2 separate regions of the Homo sapiens genome follow, and region 1 is linked to region 2. The links are chromatin loops, found by intact Hi-C in ENCODE. Cell type or tissue: pancreas. All regions are shown on one strand.

Evidence for each region. A loop is a pair of places that touch in the nucleus more often than their neighbours do. Peaks named below come from ENCODE experiments on the same cell type or tissue, not always from the same donor. Only the 100,000 strongest peaks of a DNase experiment are listed, where the experiment ranks them.
Region 1: a loop joins it to region 2, with 2.9 times the contacts of the local background. A loop is called at or near these places in 21 of 110 quality-filtered maps.

The regions. Positions count from the first base shown.
Region 1 is chr11:12,679,198-12,681,697 of GRCh38, forward strand. All of the region lies in intron 2 of TEAD1 (TEA domain transcription factor 1), which reads left to right. Among named protein-coding and RNA genes, the nearest start is that of TEAD1, 6.0 kb to the left of the region's middle. RefSeq lists enhancers at 998-1,557, 1,121-1,838, 1,525-1,819, 1,839-2,500. In pancreas, no CTCF peak of the experiment used is centred here; a DNase peak (open chromatin) is centred at 1,324; H3K27ac peaks cover 1,857 bases.
Region 2 is chr11:12,793,652-12,796,151 of GRCh38, forward strand. All of the region lies in intron 3 of TEAD1 (TEA domain transcription factor 1), which reads left to right. Among named protein-coding and RNA genes, the nearest start is that of TEAD1, 120 kb to the left of the region's middle. In pancreas, no CTCF peak of the experiment used is centred here; no DNase peak of the experiment used is centred here.

The sequences.
Region 1 (2,500 bases), 110 kb before region 2:
AGGCCAAGGGAAGGGTGTGTTACATGCACTACACCCACCCCGCCTTGTTTAAAACTGGTCTTTACTATCCTAATGCAATGCTTTCTATCCTTTTTCGTGATTCACATTTGTTTTGAAGGCTCTGTCCTAGGATTTCATTAGCAGTTTTAATTTGCAGGCATGGGACCCTGGAAAATGGGCTTAAAAGAAAAAGCTGGCTTATTGATGAACAAGTTAAGCATCCGTCATCTCTAATGGGAAATTCTGGTTGCTTTTAGGCATCTGACAGGTTTAGATGTATGTGTAAAGTGACTGAAACACTCTTGACTGGGAATATACAACACTGTTGTTCTTACTGATACATAAACTGAAAAACTGCTGCTAATGGTGGGAAATGTTAATTATGTGAGAACATATTGAACTTATATTCTCTGGCATGAACTTTTTTAAAAAAATGCATCAACTGTGCTGCTTTTTTTTTTAATAGGCACAGCTTTCTAATTATCATAATTCAGTTCAGCTCTGCTCTTGGATGGTGTTCAAGTGCAATCTCAATTTAACTTGAAAGGGGATTTTTTTTTTTAAACTTGGAATGTTTAAGAAAATTTGAAAAGTTCATCCAAGAATGTTGTCTGCTTAGGTGTGAGTAAATCTAGGGGAATGAAATGAGTGCCTTTCTGTAATAATTCAATAGATCCGAATATTAAGAAAGAGACTGTTTTTTTGCTTTGCTCTGTATCCAAGCATTTTTGTATAACCTGATGCTACACACTGCTGAGTTCTCTTTGAAAACCAGTGTTTTTCTAATAGATAGTAAACTAAATAAATGAATATTTTATTACCATCTGCAAAAATGGGAGTCTTCTAAGAGAGAAATACGCAATTGTTATGAATGTATTTGACAGAAATCATTGTTAATCTTTTATACCAACCAAGCCTTTAGAAGGTAATTGCTTTATCTGTTCCTTCTTTACTCTGTGACTTGATGGCATTTTGTGAAGGGAGTCGTCTTTGACGGCTTTCATCCCAGTGTCTGTATCCCTTAATTTTTCTTTGACTTTAATAGCTTTTCAAAGAAAAAAACTAAATGAAGCCCAAGCGCCTAATCCTCCAGGAATCAATTTTAATTGTAAGAAAGAACAACTTAGATGGGCCTTCCGACTTTCGTCCAGCCTGACTCCTTCTGCTGAGATGCGGAGAGCCCGCGGAAACCAAATGACTTCATTTGCTCTGGCACTTAAGAACCGAATTCACTTCCGTGGTGGTGAAATAAAAGGAGCCAAGTGTTTTAAATAGCCACTCCCCGAGGCCCGCCCGCCCGAGCCTGTTGAGAAAAGCGCATTGTCTGCTTGCAGCTCTAGCTGGGAGCCTGCCTGGCTCGCCCTCCCCCACTGGGCAGCTCCATTTCTGAAGTTGACATCTGGTTTTCTCTCTGTTCACCTGATCTATCCCCGTACACGTGCTCACATGCAGACTGCATGCATGCATTCTGCAGGTAACAGGGATTTGTGACATTAAGTGTGTGTGTGTTTCAAATCCCTACTGGGATAGGGGGAGGAACAAAGCTAATGGCACAAAATAAAATGTAAACACAGTAGCTGCCCCACATGCCGCCGCTGCTGGGTTTCTGTCTGATGGTGCTTTCTGGGTAGGCGTGCCTATTGTTATGGCAGCAACAGGCGGCAGAACTTGGGGCACCATATGGCGGATGTGGGCCTCAGATAAGCTGTCTGGTAATTTAGCTTATCAATAGCATTTTGATATGCTTCATTTTCAGATCACCCATTACTGTGGCTGGGGGTGTCTTGGGGGCTAACTGATTCTGAAACCATTGTGAGCCGATGCTTCCTTTGGTGGAATCTCTTTCAATCCTTTCTCCCTGGCTGCCTTTTCATCTCAAAGCCTTTGAGAGACAATGCTGGTTAGAGTTAGAGCTCCATTAGCTGAAGGAACCATCAGCCCCATCTTGAAATCCTGGGCACTTAGAAGACCTTGTCATGTATTGTCATTGAGAGAAAAACAGAAAACAGATACTTAATAGCATTTCATATTGTCTGAGCCGAGAAATTCTCTTAATTCAAAGTTGCTTTTGCTTTAAATATTGAAGGAGTAAGTTTGATACTGTTTTTAAATTTTGATGAAAGGTTTCTAGTTTTGTTATGCATTCAGAATACCTCCCTCATTTCCTTTCATCTTTAAATTTTACCTTAGCCGTAAAATGCAAAAATTATTACCATTTATATAATTTGAAATCAGGGAATGTGCCATTTGTAATTTGGAGGCAAGAAGCAGCTTCCTTCATGCTTAGAACTTGTGAAAGTGGAAAATGCTTCCAGAACACCACTCAAGTGTCCAGTGAAGCTGAAGCAAAACTAAAATCTCCCCTACTGATGGATTGGTAGGGGAACTCTTGCCTCAGCTGGAGCCAGCTTAGGGAATCTGCACTTAGTAGGTGGCTCAGTGGAAGTCTGATGGTGTGCATGACCATGTGCTCATCACCCATGTGACCCTCATTCACCAA
Region 2 (2,500 bases):
CCACCGTTTTTAGATAACCCACTGACATGGTGAAGTAAGGACATTGTTAGGAAAAAGGCATGTAGGATGTGGAACATGAATCAAAAGAGAACTATCCTGGATGATCTCTTTGTTGTTAAGCCCAGTGATTGTCTGAGGGAGTGGGATTGGTGGGGATCTCACTGAGTGCTGACTGTCCAGAACTCACTTTCTCATTGTGATCTGACTCCAGTTGTTCAAAAGCCGTTCCTTACTGGGAGAAGTCAGAGCATGGGATATCCCTTGAGAGTATATGTGAAATGCATTACTTTGAAGAATTGGTTTTGGAACACTAAAGTGGATAATGGAAGCAGCTATTTCATTCTTACAGCTCTGGAGTAAAATGGCGATGATCTTTGGTCTACCCCAAAACTGTCTTAAATTTCGCTTGCTTTGGCTAACTCTGATAGGAAATAGCTATGGGAGAGTAGGAAGGGAATGGGGCTTAGAGCCCATAATTCAAACCCTACTACCACTTCTAGGTATGAGCTGTGTAACCCTGCACAGGTTACTTATCTCCGTTTTCTAGATTTTATGCGGTCCATTTGGCATGTCCTAAGCACCCAGTACATGTTCATTAATTATTTTTTCTCTTCTCACCAGGTCTGGTCTATGTCATGTTCATCTCTATCCTCATTAGCGTGATAGTCTCTTTGAGATTATTTGATGACCAAATTAATGGGGCTGGAGTGTAACAGCTTAAGAGCAGGTACATTCTGAAGAGTGAGAATAAACTTTGTCTGTGTATTATTTACTGTTTAAGAAAAAAGAAAAAAACAGCCCTCATGGTGTTGATGGATTTTGGGTAATCAAGGGAGATTTGGAATATCCCTCTCTTTTCGACATGTGACAGCCTGTCTAGGTGAGGGCCAGGGTCACAATGATGGTTCTGATTGTTCCTCTCCAGGAGGGCCCCTGAACTTTGACATCATCTCCTAACGCAGTTCTGCCGGAGGCCTTCCTGTCAGAGCCTCCTGGGCCAGAATGGGCCTCTGTGGCGAGCCGGGCCTGTAACTGTTCCCACTCATAATGAGCAGAGCTGCTCCTGCAACCCGGCAGGAGCACCCGAGTGGGTGTGCATGCACATAATGGGCCCAGCTGCTGTGGCTGCAGCCTGTGAATGCCTTCCAAGAGGCCAGATGCCTGGACACATCTCTCAGCAGCTACTTTTCCTTTAAGGGGGATGATAACTCCCTGGCGCTTATCCCTAGTACCTCTGACAAGGAAAGGAAATCCATCCTGCCCTGAACAGCAGGGTGAGCACCTTCACCTGATTCAGTCTCATGCATCTCAGCAAGGGAGATGCTAGTATCTAATTGTCTTAGTTTCCTAGGGCTGCCATAACACAATAGTGTAAACTAGGTGACCTAAAACAACAGGCATTTATTTTCTCACAGTTCTGGAGGTGAGAAGCTGGAGGTTGAGGGGTTGGCAGGGCCATGTTTTCTCAAGTCTTTAGGGGAGGATGTGTTCTGTGCCTTTCTCTTAAAGGCTACTGTGTTGCCATCAATGCTTGGCTTTCCTTATCTCACAGCTGTTAATTTCAGTCTCTAACTTTGTTGTCTCATGGTATTCTCTCCTAGGGTTGTCGTTGCATTATCTTCTTGTAAGGACAATTGTCATATTGAACTAAGGGATCGCCCTACTCCAGTATGACCTTGACTGATCATATCTTCAATGACACCATCTCTGAATAAGGTCAAATTTGAGGTGTACTGAGGGTTAACACTTCAACAAATCTTTTTGGGGCATGCAATTCAACCCATAACTCTCATGTTGCATACATGGGTGCAGGTTTAAAGAGGATCAGTAATTTGGGTATGGTCACAATTAGGCAGTGTTGGGACCAGGATTGGAACTCAGGCCAGCCTGTCCAAAGCCACTTCTCTTTCTACTAAACTTTGGTGTGTCAGAATCACTTGGAGGGCTGATAAGAAAGACTGGGGCCCAGGCTTTATACCCTTGCTCCTCCACCTGTGGTCCATGGACCAACTGGCAACATCAGCATCACCTGAGAGCTTTTTTTGGAAATGCAGAGTCTCAGGTCCCACCACATACATATTTTTAACAAGATCCCCAGGTGATTTGGGTGTGCAGTCAGTTTGATGAAGCACCTGAATCGGGTATACGCTGCTTCTCAGTCCTGATTGCATATTAGATTGCTTGAGAACAGTAAAAGACAAAACACAAATAACAGTGATGGCAGCCTTACCCCACGCCATTGAATCAGATCTCTGATGAGGCACTGACGTTTATATTTTTTAAAAGCTGCCCAGATTATTCTGATTCACAGTATAAGTTGAGGACCACTGTGGGGCTGGAGGTCCTCATTTCTGGAATATCCAGACTTCAATATTGAGGTTGAGAATTCTTTTTGCACAGGTTCTTCTTTTTATTTCCACAGTAGTGCAGAAACTGGGCCAGGAGGGGGGCTAGTGTACGGAATTTATTTCAGAGAAGGCAGAATATTATATAGCAAAGG